Linked DNA regions of Homo sapiens: regions 1, 2, 3, 4, 5 and 7 are each linked to region 6. Evidence: chromatin contacts called from ENCODE Hi-C or POLR2A ChIA-PET data. All regions are on one chromosome and are shown on one strand. Each heading gives the region's core, a stretch centred on a gene start or an enhancer-like site at or near the end of the contact. The rest is flanking DNA. Distances are from core to core; before and after follow the strand shown.

Region 1 (2,700 bases), core at 178-2,677, 7.3 Mb after region 6:
GATGCTCTTTCCAAGTCGACATGATAATTGGCTCTTTTATTAGTAATCTCTCAAGAGTTCGTTTAACTCCTATTGTCTCTATTAGCCTCCCCAGAGCTATTAATGTCACAAGTGATCTATCCAAAACCTAGAGCCCCCCACCTCCCTATACCTCTAGCATATCCCCATTAAAGAACGCATAAGGAACACTGTGATGAGATTGTGTGCATATGATGTCTCCAAATGGAATTTTAAAATACAATGCATACTGTACTTAAATGGTTGTGAATGCATCTGAATTACACTGGTGCTGAGAAACGTAATGCATTAGTATACTTTCTGCAGGTCTTCTATTTTTTTTTTTTCTAACAGTGGTGAGTCCAGCAATAAAGAGCTTATGGTTTTAACTAGGAAGTATATATACCCACTTTCCCAATAAAGGCGCTTTAGCAGAGGACTGTTAAGTATTTACTTAACAAAAGGGCACATTGCTAGTATTCCACTGTAGGCCTGTTCTTCCCTCCCCACTCCGCAGTTCAAAACTGGCCTTGGAATGGATCTCCAAAACTGAGACGTTTTCAAAATTGAACATAGGAAAGGGCCTATTTATCAAAAAGACGGGACGTGTGGTGTGGACAACAAAATCCACCACTTCCCAGCGTGGTGCCTCAATTAAAACGCTCGTTTACAGGGTGCTTTAGCCATCTAAATTGTCGGCTGATTTTAATAATGGGTCTTTGAAGCAGTTTTTCCCCGACACTAAAACCCCACCCAGCAAAACCCCTGAAGTACAAGTAACTTGCTCTCGGTTTGCAAATGTAATTCCCTCCCCTGCACCCTGAACCCGTGGTCCTGGACCTCATCTGGGGCCCACTCCGCTCGGATGCTCAGCGCCTCAGGGGTCACCAATTTCACCACCCATCTCTAGAGAGCACCCTTGACGGCGAAGGGGAAAGGGTCAAGGCAGAAACGCAGGCCAGGCTGGCTGGGGGAGGGCAGGGCCGCCTCCCGGCCGCCGGGTGAGGTAGGGAAGGGCTCGAGCCCGAGGAAGGGAAGTAGCAGAGCCACAGAATTTCAGAGCCGGACGGAAAAGCGGGGACTGTGGCCCAAAGCCTGGGATCCGGCCCTGGCCGGGATGAGGGCCGGGGTCGGGCAGGATTTGGGGGTGATCCACGACGCCCAACACGCGGCCTCCCCTCTGTCTCCGCAGGCCCCGTGTCCCTGTCCAAGTCCAACAGCAATGCCGTCTCCGCCATCCCTATTAACAAGGACAACCTCTTCGGCGGCGTGGTGAACCCCAACGAAGTCTTCTGTTCAGTTCCGGGTCGCCTCTCGCTCCTCAGCTCCACCTCGAAGTACAAGGTCACGGTGGCGGAAGTGCAGCGGCGGCTCTCACCACCCGAGTGTCTCAACGCGTCGCTGCTGGGCGGAGTGCTCCGGAGGTGAGGCCCGGCACGGCCCCGCCCGCCCCGCCCCGCGGCCGGGGGAACCACTGCGCTTGCGCCGGGGCGGTGGCGGCGACGCAAACAGGCCTCGCGCCGCGGCCCTCCCTACGCGGGAAAGGAAAGGGGGCGGGGAGAAGAGCGTAGAGCCAAGTGGGCGGGATCTGGGGGCGGGGGAGCGGGCGATGCGGCGCGCGCCTGCGCTCTCCGCTGCTTTCCCGCGAGCGAGTTCTGGTGCGCGCTTCGTTCGCTGCCGCGCGCTCGCGGAGTCCTCCGCTCCGCCCTCCTCCTCGCGCAAGCGCAGCTCGCTCCGCCGCGGGCTCAATCCCGGCCACTGCAGCCGCGGGGCGCCGTACAGCCACCTTTTCCCTCTTCGCGCACACCTTGCAAGCCCAGGAAAAGTTCCTCTCAGGCTCCTCGCTTTGCCTTACCTCTCTGAGTAGGGTCTCCGAGGGTAACCGGTCGTGCCTTGTATAGGGTTTTAATAGAATGGCTTTTAACTAAAGGAAGAGAATGGTTGTCCTCTTGAGTCCGCACGCCATGCTTTCCGGTCGCTGTCATCTCCAGACCCCCATACTATAGGCGTTTGCATATGATGATGATTCCCAATTTACTGAGGCCCTGATGTGTGCCAGGCTGCGTGCGAGCATGTTTACGTGCATTGTGTGTAGTCACTACCAAGGAATGCATCTGTTACATACATAGCCAGGGATTCTTACCTCACCCCTGCGAGGTTTGAGTGATTCATTTAGTAGATAAGATTTTATAAGGGTCAGCAAGGTAAAGCACCTTCCCTTAGGGCAGTTTTCTCCCTGCTGTGGGCTTCCTACCCCTAGGATTCCACTGCACGTTGTGAGTTGTGGGGCTTGTGTTGAACTTACCCGGATAATGTTTCTTCTCTTCTTTAATAATACTGAGAACTTCATTGTTTTGACTGTTATTCATTTACTTATGTGTTGATAGACCCACAGTTCCTTTCTAGTGGCTATATCCCGCACAAAGCCTATAAAGATCATTTTTTGGAAGGGTTTAACATCAACCATTCTAGTCTTTTCTTCCTCCTGCACAGTCATTTTGCTTTCCCTTTGTAGTCTTTCACTGACACAGATCTTTTCCTTGCCCTCTGCTTTTTCCTTCCCTTCCCCCATCCCCAATATTGGAGACTGTTTACCTAGGGGAGTATAATCTAATCCACACAATTAAAGAGCACTTGAGTAGGGAATAAAATCTGAAATTAATTAATTTGCTGTTTTATTTAAACAATTTATCTTAACCACTT
Region 2 (2,700 bases), core at 2-2,501, 6.6 Mb after region 6:
TCAGCTACTATACATGTACAAAGAAATCAAAAAGATCTAAAATTGGGCTACCATTATTTGAAGAAAAAAGTTGAACGTCCTCTCATTCCAAGAAGGAAAATACGCACAGCATTCGAAATAGCACCATTATTATAGAACTGAGAGTTAGGTTACCCGACCCTGCAAGTTTAATATAGCCGGTGTTTCTAAGCTCTGCCTGGTCTCCACATCTCTGCTTGGAATTGAGTTTAAGGCTGAACTCTAAGTAAACAATTTCACGCGTGCTGAAAACCCAACTCTACCCCACTCGCTGATGAAACGAAGGTGACACCTCTCATTATTAAGGTCAGAATCTGTGCAAATGAAAAAGGACCAATCAATCACTTCACCTTCGAATGCAGGCCAAGGTTACAATCTGGGCAGCCTGTGGTGAGAATGAAAGAGCAGACGCTGCCGGTGAAGCAAGGCTGAGTTTCACTCAGAGGCAGGAAGCCCTGGAGCCTGTCCTTTCCCTCCCCAGGATGCCCGAGGGCCGGCCATGAGTAAAGGGCCCACCTCTGCGCTCAGCCCTAGAGGCTAAGGGACAACAGTTGATTTTAAGACAATTGTCCGTCCACGCCCTTTTGTTTTTTTCAAAAAAACAAACAACAAAAAAAACCCCAGCAGATCAGCGACCCGGCGTGTGGAACTGCCTCGCGGCTACCGCCCCCACTCACCGCACACCATCAGCAGCAGGACGATCAGCAGCGTGGCCACGAACACAAGCAGAGTCAGCCCGACGCTGTGCCACATCTTGGGGGCAGAAGGGCAGTCGGCTCGGGGCGGCTGGCGCGGACGGCGGTGAGCGCGGGCGGCGGCGCGTCCTGCGCTTCAGCGGCGGGCGCCAGGCGCGGCTGGGCGCCGGGGCGGCATGGGCGGCTGGCGCCCCCTCGGCAGCGCCCCCAGGGGGTGGGGCGGCGCAAAGGCGGGCACTGTGGGACCGCCCGCCCGCCCGATCCTTTTCCCGCCGGGGTGGCCAGAGCGCGGGAGGCAGGCGGGCCTCAGGGCGCCTCTAGTCCCTCATCGCCCCGGAGAGCCGAGGCCGCGGCACCCAGAGACCCCAGCGGTCGGATGCGCTTCCATGGCGGACGCCGCGCGCCTGTAGGGAGGACAGAGGGTAAGCACGGGTACACACGGCGGCCACAAGGCCCTCGTCGCTGTCCACCCGTGTCTCTGAGACCCCAGGGATGCCAGATGTCAGCGTCGCCCGGCCGCGGCTGTAGCGGCTTCTCCGCCCCAGGCCCCCTACCGCTGGGGCAGCTCATCACCAAGCTCGCCTCCTCCGCGGCGCGGGGTCGGCTGGGAGATGGAGTGCAGAGCCTGGTGGAGTCGGGACGGCGTTGTCTCGCAGGGACTACAACTCCCAGAATGCACCGCCACTCGGGCTTCGCTGCTTTCATTCTCGGGCGGCTCTGCCTTTGGTCTTGCTCAAGTCGCCTCAGTCGGACGACCGTGGGCTGGCCTTCTCCAAAGCCGCGGATCTGGCTGCCCGTCCTGCTGAGGCGCCAGTGAGATTTCAACCATTACTCCGTATACAAAGTCGTTTTGTTTCTAGCCGTAATCGATGAAGTACGGCGAGAGAGGAAAGAGGAGGCGGCTGCCTGAAAAACTGGTTGCTCGTGCACCTAGCCCTGTTGCCGGGGGCGAAGGTTGGCTATTTGGGACTTGGAGGAAGAACTCAGGTCCCTGCCGCAGACGCGGGTCAGGACACGAAATCTCATTTTCCCCCTGCAACAGATGTTATGTTCTATCTTTTCGTAAGTAAAGCATTTCAGAAATGGCCCGCGGGTGACTTAAGGACAGCTGCACTGCCCTCAAATCACCTGCCTGAGTTGTAAGTTAGACCCAGCTGCCTCCTTGAGACCAAGCTTGGAGATTTTGCCGCACTGGCTTACACCTCTACGAAACAAGACACTGTAGTAATCTCAACTACTGTATCTCCACCCAAAATTGAAACTCCCCACTTCCGCCAGATTACATTCATTTGTTAAAGAGGTGCCCCCAGAAGAATAGAGGGTAAATGTGTCCCTCTTTTAGAAGGAATCAGAGCCTTCGAGTTTTCCTGTGATTCTTTTGCTCCCTGAGATACCTTTTTACTCTTCTAAAAATTACAGTTTCCTGTCTTCTGTCTCCAAAAACAAACACAAAAGTTCTAAGCAGCAATCCCTTGATTTAATAAATGTATCCTGCCATACCCAGCTGCCCTACTATGTGAACTGTATTCCCTAAGAAGCAACATTAGGAACAAATACCATGTATAAAAATACATTAAAGGATAATTACTTGCTTTGCAACAGATTTAATATAGATTCCTGTGAAGAGAATGAACCCAGTGCAATTAAGATATATTTACAAAAAATCAGTGTGTGCTTTTTTCATGGGTGGTTCAATTATGTTGCATAATTAAAACACATTTTATTAAAAGCCAGTTGAAAATACGCGTCAGGGCTAGGCGAGGTGGCTCACGCCTGTAATCCCAGCACTTTGGGAGGCTAAGGCGAGCAGATCACCTGAAGTCAGGAGTTCGAGACCAGCCTGGCCAACATGGTGAAACCCTGTCTCTACTAAAAATACAAAAATTAGCCGGGGGTAGTGGTGGGCGCCTGTAATTCCAGCTACTCAGGAGGCTGAGGCAGGAGAATCGCTTGAACCCAGGAGGCCAAGGTTGCAGTGTGCCGAGAT
Region 3 (2,700 bases), core at 1-2,500, 7.2 Mb after region 6:
TCAATCAGAACAGAGTGCAAAGAAACAGATCCTTTACGCTGTAGGGTCCCCAGGGCCTGGGATTACAGTCTCCCTATTTCTTCTGGAAAACCACAGCCTACAGGTAACTACCCTCTATTTGGCCAATCTACTACCAGGTGCAGAAAGACTATTTACAAGTGACGACTCTCAAAGGCCTACATTTAAAAATAAGGAAAACAGAAAAGTAGCTTTGAGTTTGGCAAAACCTGAATTTACTTAGTAGACCTGTCTTTAATATCAGAAGATGGGTTTTCATAGAATGGCAATATGGATCTACTACTTTTCTACATGGCCCAGAGCTTCATTTTCAATTTTACCTATTATCAAATGAGGTTCATACCTCACAGGAATGTTCATACCTCACAGCAACTAATTAAATAAAATACATTTCAGGCTGTGGACGGTGGCTCACGCCTGTAATCCCAGCACTTCAGGAGGCTGAGGCAGGTGGATCACATGGAGTCAGGAGTTTGAGACCAGCCTGGCCAACATGATGAAACCCCATCTCTACTAAAGATACAAAAATTAGCCGGGCTTGGTTGTGCATGCCTGTAGTCCCAGCTACTCAGGAGGCTGAGGCAGGACCCAGGAGGTGGGGGTTGCAGTAAGCTGAGATCGCACCACCGTACTCTCGCCTGGGTGACAGAGTGAGACTATGTCTGGAAAAAAAAAAAAAAATTTAAATGCCAGACAGTACCAAGTACCTTATCAAATTCTGGAAACATTTTCCCTTGCCTGAAGGAACTGAGAAACATAAACCATTAAGTCTGAAGTGAACGTTGTTCTTTCCTACAAAGTTAAAAGTTGTAACTGAGATACAGAAGGATACTAATGATTTAGAGACAGATGGAAAACCCTCGTGCCCAGTAGGCCCATCATGTAATGAAACAACATACAAACATGCTATTCTTTGAAAAAAAAAAAACCTTTGAAAACAGAAATCTCATGACCAAATGACTCATTCAACATTTTTTGGTGTACTTACTTTATGCCCGGCACTGTGCTAGGTTCTGGAAATATAAAACATCCACGCAGCCCATTTGAGTACCAGCCTATTGGACCTTAAACTGCTGTCAGCGATTTAACAGAGGTAACACGAGAAGACCAGCTCCCCGCAGTTTCCTCCCTCCACCAGTTTCCCAGCACGCTGACCTCCACCTACCTCTCTCAGTTCCCAGGAGGGTAAGATTGCCCAGAGGCGTCCAGCAGTGAACACAGTAAGCCTGTTTAAGGTAAACGCAGTTTAACCCTAGCGTTTTAAGTGGAATAACAGAGGCTGGAATGTGAAAGTGGGAAGGTCTGTTTGCTTTCAGTCCCACCCCCAAGGCCTGCCCTAAGAGTCTGAGACAGGAGAACACACGTCTACAGAGAGCCTGCCTAGAGTCTGGATTTTTTAAGCTGCTGGATACCAGGTGCTACCTGACACCAGCTCATCCCCTGCCTCTAGAGTCCTGGAGGGCTTTGAGTTGATCACTTTCCACTCCAGGAATGTTATAAGAAACCGCTCAGAAAGGTAACTGCCCTGGGTGTAACTGGGTTTTTCATGAGGACACTCCAAGATAGACCTCAGGATAATTATTTGGGTGTTTTCCTAAGACTACCCTCCATTTTGCCCCCTTAGAGGCTGCTTTTTCAAGAGGGGAAGTTTTGGATTCCCTCACAGACCCCTCGTGTTTAAGGTTCCACTCTTATGTTTAGTTATTGGTAGGAAATCTTATAGTCTCTGCCCCAGGGTAACCTCTAACAGATTTAGATATGTGTTCTGCTCAAATGCTACCCACACTGGGGAAGGGGAATCCTAAGGTGGCAGCAGAATTTAGTAGAAAATGCCCTGGGCATTTTCAGAAGGCAAGTTCTCTCCTCTCTAATGCAAGCTGTATATCTTGAGCAAGTCACTTCCTCTCTCTGAACCTCTGGCTTTTCCTAGGCCAGGCAAACGGGCTCTTTACATACCCTTTCAGGAATGAACTGATTCCTGTCCCAGGAAACAAGCTAGTCATACCGTGCATTTAGCCATATCCCTCTCTTCTGCCAAACACTTTGCAGTCAGAAGCAGCTTATAAAATTCAGTGGGGATAAAGCAGGGTATGGTGGTGTGCACCTGCAGTTTCAGCTACTAGGGAGGCTGAGGCGGGAGGGTTGTTTGAGCCCAGGAATTCTGAGACCAGCCTGGGCAACATAGTGAGACATCAACTTAAAAAAAAAAAAAAAAAAAGAAAAAATCCAACTGAGTTAAAAAAAATTTTTTTCCAGTCATAAAGCCAGGATAAACTGAAGAAATAGCAAATCAACTTTTTTTTTTTTTTTTTTTTTTTGTGACAGAGCCTTGCTCTGTCACCCAGTGCAGTGTCACAATCTCAGCTCACTGCACCCTCTGCCTCCCAGGTTCAAGCAATTCTCCTGCCTCAGCCTCCTGAGTAGCTGGGACTACAGGCATCCACCACTATGCCCGGGTAATTTTTGTATTTTTAGTACAGAAAGGGTTTCACCATGTTGACCAGGATGATCTTGAACTCCTGGACTCAAGTGATCCACCCCTCTTGGCCTCCCAAAGTGCTAGGATTACAGGCGTGAGCCACCACACCCGGCCCAAATCAATGATTATTTTTCTTTTCTTTTTCGTTTTTTTTTTTTTTGAGACCGAGTTTTGCTCTTGTTGCCCAGGCTGGAGGGCAATGG
Region 4 (2,700 bases), core at 136-2,635, 6.9 Mb after region 6:
ATTTTTAGTAGAGATGGGGTTTCACCATGTTGGCCAGGCTGGTCTTGAACTCCTGACCTCAGGTGAGCCACTCACCTGGGCCTCCCAAAGTGCTGGGATTACAGGCATGAGCCACTGAGCCCCGTCTGTTTTTAAATGTTTATTTCAATAGCTCTTGGGGTACAAGTGGTTTTTTGTTACATAGATGAATTATATAGTGGTGAATTCTGAGATTTTAGTGCACCCATCATCTGAGTAGTGTATATGGTACCTAGTGCATAGTTTTTTTTATCCCTAGGCTCTCTCCCATCCTCCCCTTTCTGAGTCTCCAAAGTCCATTATTTCACTGTGTATGCCTTTGCATACTCATAGCTTGGCTTTTGCTTATAAGTGAGAACATACAGTTTTTGGTTTTCCACGCCTGTATTACTTTGCGTAGAATAAGGACCTCCCACTCTTCCAAGTTGTTGCAAAAGACATTATTTCATTCTTTTTTTGTGACTGAGTAGCAGCCTATGGTGTATATATACCACATTTTCTTTATCCACTCATTAGTCAATGGGCACTTAGATTGGTTCCACATCTTTGCAATTGTGAATTGTGCTGCCATAAACATACGCGTGAAAGCCTACTTCACTTTAAGCTGTGAGGGCCACAGGCATGTCTGTCGTGTCTACCTTGGCGCTATTCTTGGTCCCAAGCCCACATCCTGACACCTAATAATTACTAACTTGCCGCACCACTGCTTCATCACTTATGTTTCTGTTTCGTAGACCCTTTTTGCCAGCCAATCTGAACTATTTGCAGTAACACAAGTGTGCCTTCCTCTCTAAATTCTAGACTAGTTACAATTTACCCATTTATTCACACATTCAGTCATTTTTCTTGGAATTACCACTATCTAACTCTGTGGCTGATACTAGGCAGGTTCTCTGAATGAATAAATGGAAACAAACTTAGAAGGGCAGCTCAAGAGGTAATACATACCCAAGGAATTGACCAATTTAAGGAACTGCATACAAGAACAGTTTTTCCCCAGGCACAAGTAAACAAGTGCAAGTATGAGGCAAACAGACTTCCTTCTCTTGCTCTGCCCGGTCTGGGAACCATATTTTAATTAATCAAGACTTTGTAGAATGAATCGGAACAAAACCAAAACAAAATAAAGGGCAAACAAACCAACTTCTGACAAAGACCTGACTGAAAAGGTAATCAACTCCCCTAAACCCCAAGTCTAAATGGCACACTTGCTGCAGCTCAGCCGACAGTCCCCCGGCTCCATGAAGCCCCGCCCCGGGGAAGGCGGGGCCTGCGGGAATTGGCGGGGATTTCCCGCGAGGCCACGCCCTCTCTGGGCCGGCCGTAGGCCCGCCTGCTGCCCCCGCCGTTTCCTAGGAGATGAAACACACAAGACGCCGGAGCTTCACAAGGGAGCGAACGAGGTAAGCAGCAGGCGCGGACAGGTAATCCCCAGCGGGCTGCAGGGCCACCACCCTCTGTCCGACCCAGCCGGAGCCCGACCTGCGAGGCTGGCCGGGCATGTCCCCTCGGCGCCCTGTGCTACCAGGGCCAATCTCCGCCCGGAGACCGGTCCCTGACGCCGGTAGGGGAAGGACTGGAGGGAGGAGGGTCCCCGGAGGGGCGGAGCGGGCGGGAGTGGTCAGCCCGAGGGAAGGCGGTCGGTGTCTCCCAGACCTCTTGACCACTTTCCCGCCTCCTGGACCGCGGGGGCCGGCCTGGCGTGGGAGGATGACGGCCGGGCGTCCCTTAGCCTGAGACCCCCGCCCCTAAACTCTCCTCCGGGATCTCCCACCTCTGCTCCCCTGCTGCTTGGGCTGGCGGTGGAAACTGTTTTTAGGACAGAGAGGCAGGATTGGGTCTCAGGGAGGCAGCGGAACTGAGTTCAGAACTGTTGCAAAATCTAAAAGGAGGGAGAAAAACAGGAATTAGGTCCGACTCCAGCCCTCGCTGGTGCATCCCAAAGGACGCTCAGGTGAAAGTGGAATTCCGCACACCCCCGTCCCCCCCAACGGCGCCGGACTCCCGGCGCCCGGGGACGCCCCCTCCTTCCACCACGCGGTCCCTGGAGCCTTTTAAGAGCCCTGGTTTGCAGAGTCGGATCAGAAAGTGTGTGACGAAAACTGTCCCTTTTCTGCAAGTAATCCGTTTTAATTTAGGGACAGGTCGAGAGTGCGGTGTCGAGAGCAATAAAACTGGTTTTTAGTGGTTAGTAATCTCAATCCTACAAGGAAAGAGCTGTATGCAAATGTGGTTAGATAATCGTTTAAAAGAAACAGACATTTGTTCTAATGATAACGGAATTCTCAAAGAGGGAAGCCAAAGTTATCTGACTTTATTTATTCAGAAACACAACCCATTAAGTGAAATAATGGTGAAAACAAAAGTGACTTTCCAGCTTTTCGATCGGGCCCCGCCTCCCCGGCCCTTCAATTCCCGAGGCTTGACCGGGAGGGAGAAAGTTCCCCCAACCGCGCCACCGCCTGCTTCCACTGCAGGCACCGGGCAGGACGTTTAATCTCTTCGTCGGGGTGGACTTTTTTTGTGTATAAGCTTTGAAATAATTTGTGAATATGAGCACAGAGAACTGTGCTTTTATATTTTAAGATACAGTCTTTGTTTTCCCATTGTAATAGCTCATTTAATTTCTGTAAAACTTCGACTTGGTTAGTTTGGGATCTTTTTTTCCTGCGTTGCTTTTTA
Region 5 (2,700 bases), core at 172-2,671, 6.5 Mb after region 6:
GGGGGGTCATGTCCCTGGAATCAGTGCCACACTGAACTGCAAACTAACCTGCCAACCCTGTATCTGGAAACCACTTTTGTAGGACAGCTGTTCTCTCATTCCTTTTGCTTAGATCATAAAAGTAGAGTTTTCATCCATTGGGAATTTGTGTGTTAGACGCGAAGGGAATCAGATTCTGATCCAACTTGGTCAGGAAAAAAAAAAATAAGGGCTGATTTTTCCATCCAAGTCATGTAGTCTGGTTGGAGTGCATCCCACTCAGGGACAGCTATTGTCTGGATTCACCGAGTCTCAGTCTTGCCCGGGAAAAAGGAATTTTTCGCCTCACTGCTCTGTCCGTGAGAAGAGTTGCAGAAGGTGACCATTTCTGTTTTCTGGGTGATTCTCTTTCTCTATAGAAATCCTAAAATGGAACCTTTATAGAAATTATGTTCTGTGCTTCGCTGGAGAGAGACTGGTCTTTTTAACCAGGCTCATCAAACAGTGGGCATTTTCGTTCTCCTGGATAATAAGTGTTGGTGGGTTAATGGGTCATCCTCAGGACAGAGGTCAGAAGGAAAAACACTGCAGTGTTCAAAGCTGGAGCTAGAAATGCCAGCCGTCAAAGAACACAGAACTCAGTGGACGGTGATGATGTATAGGGCGTGCACTGGCCAACCCCATCCGAGAGGTCACATCTAACCTTTATCCTCAGCAAAGCCACTGAAGGTCGCTCAATATGTGTGACCCGCAACTCTGAGGCCCTGGTGAGAAGCTGTCCAGGAAAACGCTGGTGCGTGTGCTAGAGGGTTCCTTTTCACTAAGGGAGAATTGTCTTCCAGCTCCTTGCAGACTGACATCGCAAAGTACTTTGAACGTTGAAAAGAACAAAAAAAGCAAACAGTCACACACACACAAAAAGTAGGCGGGAGGAGGGGGAAAGAAAAAGGGACAGAGAGAGAGAGAGGTATCAGCAGGGGTGGTTAGTAAAAAGGGGCCCGGAGACAGAAAACCTTTTGTTCCCGGAGTTCGTTTCATGTAGAGATTGTGAGGTGAATGGCTTTGAAACGAAATGGGTTTATGAAGGAGTTGCTAGGTCACAGGAAGCGCGACTGTCAGACTGCTTTTGTGAATTCAGTTTCTTTAAAATTTGGGTTAATCTTAAAAAGAATGTATCTCCTTTTCCTGTTCTTTCTCTTTCTGTCTTCTTTTTTGGCGGGGGCGGGAGGACAGAGTAAGGTTCAGGACGGTTCCCCACTTTCTGTTTTATTTTCCACCGTCTGATAAAGCAAAAAGAAGCGATCACATTACAAGTTCTTTGTCAGTTTTTCAGAATTAGGGGTGGGCAGGGCCTGAGCATTACCTTGTCCCACTAGCCAATGGCGGGGCGGCATGCAAATGAGGTCCGCGATCAGCCTGCCTCAGTCACAACAGTGAGCTCAGAGACTTGAGGGAGGCGCTGCGACTGACAAGCGGCTCTGCCCGGGACCTTCTCGCTTTCATCTAGCGCTGCACTCAATGGAGGGGCGGGCACCGCAGTGCTTAATGCTGTCTTAACTAGTGTAGGAAAACGGCTCAACCCACCGCTGCCGAAATGAAGTATAAGGTAAGAGAGTGCCTTTTACAGGTTACCTTGCAAGCTGAAAGCTGTGCCTGCGGGTGTGTGCTTGTGTATGCGTGTTCCTTACTGTCAGTCCCTTGTGTGTCCCGGAGAGTTCTAAGATGAGTCTCGGTCACTGAGGTTGACATGCAAGCAGACAAGCAAGCAGAGACCCGGTCTTTGAGACCCACTCCAGGGGTTCACAGTACACCCGAGTCCATCTGCTCTGAAAGTTGCCGGGGAAATACCTCGGTGAGAAGTTAAGACTTGGAGCCGCTTCACAGCAGCCACTGGAGATCAGAGGGTGTCTGACTTGAATCGCGGCAGGCATTGGCTCAAGTCTCCTTGGCTTCCCCAGGCCTGGCTTCCACTGCCCTGGGGAACTGTAATGAGAGGAATGAGGACTGCATAGTCTGTCTCAGACTGGCTCTTAGTGCAAAGTTTTCCAGACTTTGCTTTAATCGTTTGGTCTCGGAAGGAGTATGCCATATGCACTTTTGGTGGGAGAAATTAAAAGCCCAGATTACACAGCTGAGGATGGAAAATTTTGACATCCTTATGTTATATTGGATGTAGGAATAAATAAGTATGAGCCATTTCTTGAAAACATTTTTATTGGAGTTTGAATGGGGTGAGAGTGCGAAGGCTCAGGCTGGCTCATTGTGCCTGAAAGCTTACAGAGTGTCATAGTCATAGTACTTCAGCAGCATTATTTTCCAATGCATTTTACACCATTGTTTGTGGATTTTTCTTGCCAAAAGGATTTTTGACTTGCTCCGTATATTCCCCCCTCCCCTTTTTCTTTTAAGTCACTCCCATCTAAGGAGGCAAGCAGCTTCCAGGGGACACAAAGAAAGCAGACTGCAATGAATTGGACATGAATTTTTCTTGAATGATGAATAGACATGAGTGCTAGTGCTACTATTTTATTTTATGCTATTTTAAACAAAAGTGTTATTATTAAGATGGATTTGGGCAAGGGTGCTAGGCTTGTGGATTGACAATTTATATTAACTGTACACTAGCTGGAAGCTACTTCGCTTTTTTTCTAAATTTTTCTGGTCCATCCTTTTTTGATGTAAGGTTGTAAATACTTGGTCTAACTGATAGCCACTGACTAG
Region 6 (2,700 bases), core at 67-2,566:
TGGGAGGCCAAGGCGGGTGGATCACTTGAGGTCAGGAGTTCAAGGCCAGCCTGGCCAACATGGCGAAACCCCATCTCTACTAAAAATACACAAATCAGCTGGGCGTGGTGGTGCACGCCTGTAGTCCCAGCTACTTAGGAAGCCGAGGCAGGAGAATAGCTTGAACCTGGGAGGCAAAGGGTGCAGTGAGCCAAGATCGCGCCACTGCACTCCAGCCTGGGCGACAGGGCAAGACTCTGTCTCTCAGAAAAAAAGAAAGAAAGAAAGAAAGAAAAAAAAAGATTTATAGTAAGTCTAAGATTTTTCACAACATATTTTTCCTCCCTAATCATTTGGCTATTTGTCTTTAGCTCTTACAGAAAAGTTGGGTTATAGTCCTGGCTTTGATTACCCATCTCAGTGTCATTGATTGTGCCACCTAAATTTCTCTGGACATCTTGTCTGGTTGGTTGAATGAGAGGGTTGGACTATGTGATCACCAGGACCTTTCTAATCGTCAACTCCTAGAATATACATTTTGTGGATTCAGTCTTTGAGTCTAGCTCACTTACTCAGTTTCCTAAATATTTGGAGCAAATATAGTATACTTTTATTGTTAAGGATATATCACTTACCCCTAATGTTAGCTGACTGCATGGGTTATAATTGTAATCATTCATCGCATTTTTCGTCTATTAGCAAATATACATGCTCTCCATAGATGATCACGTCTGCTCCTCACAACAGCTTTATAAGGTGGATTTTAAAGCTCCCATTTTATGGAGGAGGAAGCTAAGGCTCAGACGGTTTTGATTCATCCAAGGTCAAATAGGTTGGGTGGCAGAACCAGAATTCCAGCCCCGTGTGTCTGCAACAAAACCTTTATATGTTTAAAGAAACATTAATGAAGCCGTATATATTTTCTAATTCTAAGGATCATGGACTTTATTTTTCAACCACAGATTTTTTTTTCCTCCTTCTTAAATCATTAGCTCTTGTCTTTGATTTTACTGTCTGCTTACTTCCTGCCTACTTAACCAACCGACAGGGAGAAGGAGAATGGGAAGAGGTTACTGTTTTTATGTTAAGTGTCTTTTCAAAGTCTAATTTACAGCCAAGAACAGCAAAAGTACCCCTTGGCTTTGTGCCTCTGCGGCGCCCCGGAGATCTCCTTCCCCGTCCCTCTTCCTTTCCGAGAAGCCGCGTTCCGTTGTTGAACTACGTTTCCCAGCGTGCCGCGCGGCCGAGAGCGTGGACTCGACCAGCCCTTCCTCTTTGCCTATCAGCTCGTCGCAGCATGATGATGCAAATGCGTCGGGCGCCGATGAGTGACGACATTCTGGCTCGCGACCGCGGCAGCCGCCTTAGCAGGGGTAATAGGCGCAACGGCGGCGGAGGCTGCAGGGACGACGACGACGACGGCGGCGGGGCGGGCGCTGTGCGCACAGGGGAGGGGTAGGCGGGCGTCGCCAGCGGCTTCAACTGCGGCAGCTACGGCTAGGGCGACGGAAGAACTCCCACCAGTCGGCGGTCGAGTTAGGCCTCAGCACCGCGGGGAACTGTTCGTGCTGTCCTCTGCGGGAGATCTCCATAGAGACCGTGACACACACAGAGGCGGGGGTCCGCAGAGGCGGCCGGACCGGAGCCTCCTCGGCCTCTGCGGCCGCCACCCCCTTCCCCGCTGCCAGCACTCACCCTCTCTCCGCTCCTGCTCGCAACCTCGCGGTTCCTGGGGTGCTTGTGCCCACTGTGTGGACAGCGCGGGCGGACTTTTGGGCCGGGGCCGGGCGGCGGGGGAGGCTCTCTAAGGCCTCCGCCTCTGCCTCTCCCGCCCCCTTACCCGCCCCGGAGCGGGAAGCGGCGGAGGCTCCGCCATGGCCTCGGGAGCCGGAGGAGTCGGAGGGGGCGGTGGCGGCAAGATCCGGACGCGGCGTTGCCACCAGGGGCCAATTAAGCCTTACCAGCAGGGGCGACAACAGCATCAGGTATGGGACCCCGACGCCGCGGTGGCCTGGCGGGTGGGGAAACTCGGCTGGAGGGGACGGGCGGTTCGAGGCCCCGGCGCCCCACGTGGAGCAGACAGGAGGGCCTGAGGAAAGGCCCGAGTGAGGCTCCGGGGGAGCTCAGGCCGTTGGGGGTGGCGACGGGAAGTGGGCTGAGACAGGCCCAGCCTTGCGGCGCACACGTGTGGTTTGGGCCGCCTTTCCCCCAACTCTCTGGGTCAGGGGCTTTCCCAGGCAGGCTCTGGGCGGGAAAAGAAATTGTAGGCCCATGATGCGCGCGTTTCTTTATTTTTTGGCGGGGATTTGGAATTTGAGGGTATTACTCATGTTCTCTCGAGGGAGAAAGGAAAAGATGTGGTTGATGGCCCTTATACTTGCTGTTTTCTGGTGTCCCTTCTTTAGTGTGTTTGAGGAGGGGGGGCTGCCCCTTGGAATCTTAACTCTGGGGCAGACGGGGAGTTGTGGGGGGCGCTGTTACATGGAAAGTGGAATAACTTAGTCTCAGCCTATGAGTTAATTCTCGGTTTCCCCTGCCTGTGGCCCTCCTCGTCTTGAGAGCATTGGCTTAGATTTTATTAACCAGGTTATAGTTAACCGTGGCACTGGGGCATTTTGAAAGTCCCTCTCCACCCTTACGTCTTTTCTCTGCTGCGCGACTCCCCTCCCCCCCCCCAACACCGCCACCCCCGCCTTTATTTTGGAGGCTGGAATTGGCCAT
Region 7 (2,700 bases), core at 148-2,647, 7.0 Mb before region 6:
ATCCAACTCCCCATCTTTCTCTTTGTTTTTCCTCTTTTTCTTTTTCTCTCCCTGTTGCCGCTGTCTCCGCGTCCTTCCCCTCCGTTGCCGCCCAGGGCGCCGAGCCAGACTATGGGTCCCAGGTGGGGGCTGAGCGGCGGCAGCAGCGCGGGCGGTCCAGTCACGGTGCGCACTGCAGCGGGGATGGAGGGGCTCAGTTGGCTGGTGGTTTTCTCTTGACATGGCTCCTGCCCGTGCTACCAGCAGCGCCCCCGCCGCCGCCGCCTCTTCCGCCGCCGCCACCGCTCCGCCCGCAGGCTGCGGCTAGAGGGCCCAAACCCCGCCCTAGAGTCGGTCCGTGAGTCCCGGGCTCCGCGGGGACAGGGAGGGGATTTCCCCGTCACCCACCCCGCCCTAGCTGCCTCAATTCCACCCCCTGCCCCTCGGGAAACAACTAACGACCCCACCCTAAACAATCCAAACTCTGGAAACATGGTCTGTTCAACGTGAGAGAGAGCTAATCCGGGAACTTAATTTTTTGGGGGGAGGGTGGGTGGGCTTACTTTAGAAGTAATATTAACACAATTATTTTCTTTTTTTCCCCCACTGAACCTTCCCATTTACCCTCTCCCGCCCACTCCACCCGGGCGGGAATTGTTTCCACGATGAAATGAGTGAAAACCTGAGTGATCCTGTGTCTCCCGTGGTGCGAGTGAGTCGCTGCCGCTGAAGGCAAGGGGTGGGGGTGGGACCTGCGGGGGTGGAAGGCAGGTGGTCTCCGGGCACCGCCTGGGATTTGGGAGAAGAACCCGCCACCTTTGCCTCGGCAATGCTCACAAGAAGATAAATCGCACTCCCCACCATTTTGAACGGGGGCAGATCCACAGGGAAGTCTCCCTTGGGGAATGTAGGACTAGTTGCAGGCTGGGGGTGTTGGGAACCCGGGCATTAATCAGGTCTAACCACAGAGCCGGAATAATTAATACCGTATTATATACCCCTTTTCCTTCTGCCGTCATGATTCTCCTTGGCAGCAGCGTTAGCAGCCGCCTGAGGGTGAAAATGTGGGTGATGGGGAAGTTGGTAATGACTCCGCTGTTTTTTCTCATGGCTCCTTTGGGCCACAGCTGCCCGCCCCCGGTATACACTGTAGTTGATTGCAGGGAAACCCTGTACCTCTCCCTTTCCTTCTCTACCGATTTTGCACTTTTCTCTATGCTCACCACCAAGTGTAATCAATAACAAGCACTGACAATACATAGCAATAGTGAAATCTGAAATAACTAAGAATTAGGTACTACAGCCATGGAGCTGGCTGGGTAAAATCTAATTGGATATTTCAGTTTCATTCACCTACCCTGTTTTGGTGTTTGGTTTTGGTTTTGGTTTTGGTGAGTTTTTTTTTTTTTTTTTTTTGGAAAGCAAGGATCACACTTCCCCCTCCCTGTTCCTTAATCCCTTTTCTAAAAAGGGGGGAAAATCCGGATGGATTTTAGGGATTGGTCTGGTGTCAGCTGTGTTTTATTGCACACCTAAATCCTGATTATAGGCTTTTCATTTCTCCGCAAAGCCTTTATTTTGGCAGTTAAGCCAAATGTGTTTTCCAGAAAGTTAGTTATTTTCTCCTCTTTCTTTCCTTTCTTTCCTCCCTTTTTCCCGTCTGACCCCAAACGTTATTGTCCAAACATGACTGGACAGCAGCTTTTGTTTCTTGACCCTGTAATATGACAGTCTGCTAATATTGACAGAAGGTGCAGTTTTTGGGTTATAGTCGTGATTTTCGCTAATCAATCATATTAGCAGGAAAAAAAATGACTTGTTTCTGTTGTACTTGAGTCTTAAGAAAAAGTGCCCATAGTTTAGTGACAATTTCCAAAGGCTTTAGTACCACCTGTATTTCAAAATGGGGGACCCAAACTCCCGGAAGAAACAAGCTCTGAACAGACTACGTGCTCAGCTTAGAAAGAAAAAAGAATCTCTAGCTGACCAGTTTGACTTCAAGATGTATATTGCCTTTGTATTCAAGGAGAAGGTAATTTAAAGTTCTTAATGGTGAATTAGCACAAGTAATTTTTGTAAGTGTATATTATTTGTTACTCTTAAATTATTATGAATATTAGGTTAAAGAGTGGTTGAAAAAAAGTCTGCTTTGTATGCTCTGTTTTTTCACCCTTAGGGGTGATTCTGTGAATTGAGCAGTTGCAGCATGCGAAAAGACCCTTGAGCGTTCTTTGGTTTGGAAATAAATTTGAGTCTGAAGCTTAGTAGTAGTATACACTGAGTTGACATGGGGTGGGCAAGATTACAAAATTTTATATGGAGTTAACATGGGAAACCTTATGATGGAATTTAAAGATTATCTAATGTAGAGTATAAATAAGATGGTTGAAAGTGTGAAATTGTAATCAGACTGTTTATATGCTAAAGTTTATCCTGTTTCTTAAACTGCGTAATGTAGGTAACCTTTTCTCTTACATTTAATGAAGTAGAATACACCTTTTAGGAGCAATTAAATACTGAAATGGTTAATTTGTGTTTAGAAGTGTGATTTTCTTTTTTACTTAGAGTTCATTTTGCCTTGTATAGAAGTACAGTTTTTAAAAACTCAAAATGACCTAGAGGAAGTTTCATTTTTAGGGGCGGTGGAGGTCTTAATCAGAATTAGTTCCGCAGTTAAATAGCAAACAGTAAGTTGTGAGTAGTCAAGGATGGGATGATAAG

The links. A loop is a pair of places that touch in the nucleus more often than their neighbours do. ChIA-PET counts read pairs that join two places held with the same protein, here RNA polymerase II (POLR2A). Pooled maps may share reads with other maps.
Region 1: a loop to region 6 is called in a map of OCI-LY7, with 9 times the contacts of the local background. The contact joins the promoter of TFAP2A-AS2 here to the promoter of NUP153 in region 6. A Hi-C loop is called at or near these places in 1 of 168 maps with a recorded cell type or tissue (OCI-LY7), 2 of 37 single-sample maps with no recorded cell type and 8 of 50 pooled maps.
Region 2: a loop to region 6 is called in a map of CD8-positive, alpha-beta T cell, with 8 times the contacts of the local background. The contact joins the promoter of SMIM13 here to the promoter of NUP153 in region 6. A Hi-C loop is called at or near these places in 4 of 168 maps with a recorded cell type or tissue (CD4-positive, alpha-beta T cell, CD4-positive, alpha-beta memory T cell and CD8-positive, alpha-beta T cell), 1 of 37 single-sample maps with no recorded cell type and 11 of 50 pooled maps.
Region 3: a pooled map shows a loop between it and region 6 (5-fold over the local background). The contact joins the promoter of GCNT2 here to the promoter of NUP153 in region 6. A Hi-C loop is called at or near these places in 10 of 37 single-sample maps with no recorded cell type and 9 of 50 pooled maps. POLR2A ChIA-PET finds 5 or more read pairs at or near these places in 1 of 52 experiments (activated CD4-positive, alpha-beta T cell).
Region 4: a map of B cell shows a loop between it and region 6 (9-fold over the local background). The contact joins the promoter of MAK here to the promoter of NUP153 in region 6. A Hi-C loop is called at or near these places in 1 of 168 maps with a recorded cell type or tissue (B cell), 1 of 37 single-sample maps with no recorded cell type and 6 of 50 pooled maps. POLR2A ChIA-PET finds 5 or more read pairs at or near these places in 1 of 52 experiments (T-cell).
Region 5: a map of ascending aorta shows a loop between it and region 6 (21-fold over the local background). The contact joins the promoter of NEDD9 here to the promoter of NUP153 in region 6. A Hi-C loop is called at or near these places in 2 of 168 maps with a recorded cell type or tissue (ascending aorta and naive thymus-derived CD4-positive, alpha-beta T cell), 1 of 37 single-sample maps with no recorded cell type and 7 of 50 pooled maps.
Region 7: a map of naive thymus-derived CD4-positive, alpha-beta T cell shows a loop between it and region 6 (17-fold over the local background). The contact joins the promoter of C6orf62 here to the promoter of NUP153 in region 6. A Hi-C loop is called at or near these places in 1 of 168 maps with a recorded cell type or tissue (naive thymus-derived CD4-positive, alpha-beta T cell) and 6 of 50 pooled maps. POLR2A ChIA-PET finds 5 or more read pairs at or near these places in 1 of 52 experiments (activated CD4-positive, alpha-beta T cell).

Annotation. Positions count from the first base shown.
Region 1 is chr6:10,403,229-10,405,928 of GRCh38, reverse strand. It overlaps TFAP2A-AS2 (TFAP2A antisense RNA 2), which reads right to left and starts at 1,427. Exons shown (of 1, transcript NR_145448.1): 1 at 1-1,427. TFAP2A (transcription factor AP-2 alpha) reads left to right here. Exons shown (of 7, transcript NM_001372066.1): 4 at 1,190-1,421. RefSeq lists enhancers at 1,146-1,255, 1,066-1,683, 1,479-1,773, 1,686-2,700 and a silencer at 1,386-1,765.
Region 2 is chr6:11,092,385-11,095,084 of GRCh38, reverse strand. It overlaps SMIM13 (small integral membrane protein 13), which reads right to left and starts at 1,251. Exons shown (of 2, transcript NM_001135575.2): 1 at 696-1,251. The coding sequence starts at 771. RefSeq lists enhancers at 562-681, 562-1,103, 1,352-1,561, 1,104-1,644 and a silencer at 782-1,091.
Region 3 is chr6:10,519,901-10,522,600 of GRCh38, reverse strand. GCNT2 (glucosaminyl (N-acetyl) transferase 2 (I blood group)) reads right to left here and starts at 1,250. Exons shown (of 5, transcript NM_145649.5): 1 at 1,184-1,250. LOC101928146 (a long non-coding RNA gene) reads left to right here and starts at 1,195. Exons shown (of 3, transcript XR_001743961.2): 1 at 1,195-1,253. RefSeq lists enhancers at 904-963, 2,684-2,700.
Region 4 is chr6:10,837,224-10,839,923 of GRCh38, reverse strand. MAK (male germ cell associated kinase) reads left to right here and starts at 1,385. Exons shown (of 15, transcript NM_001242957.3): 1 at 1,385-1,421. RefSeq lists enhancers at 703-862, 913-972 and a silencer at 1,193-1,322.
Region 5 is chr6:11,231,389-11,234,088 of GRCh38, reverse strand. NEDD9 (neural precursor cell expressed, developmentally down-regulated 9) reads left to right here and starts at 1,421. Exons shown (of 7, transcript NM_006403.4): 1 at 1,421-1,585. The coding sequence starts at 1,574. RefSeq lists silencers at 1,334-1,383, 1,864-1,913.
Region 6 is chr6:17,705,541-17,708,240 of GRCh38, reverse strand. It overlaps NUP153 (nucleoporin 153), which reads left to right and starts at 1,316. Exons shown (of 22, transcript NM_005124.4): 1 at 1,316-1,964. The coding sequence starts at 1,854. NUP153-AS1 (NUP153 antisense RNA 1) reads right to left here and starts at 1,198. Exons shown (of 3, transcript NR_134618.1): 1 at 1,113-1,198; 2 at 615-847. RefSeq lists enhancers at 1,125-1,394, 1,204-1,898 and a silencer at 1,485-1,994.
Region 7 is chr6:24,717,851-24,720,550 of GRCh38, reverse strand. It overlaps C6orf62 (chromosome 6 open reading frame 62), which reads left to right and starts at 1,397. Exons shown (of 5, transcript NM_030939.5): 1 at 1,397-2,011. The coding sequence starts at 1,883. RefSeq lists a silencer at 184-353 and an enhancer at 1-716.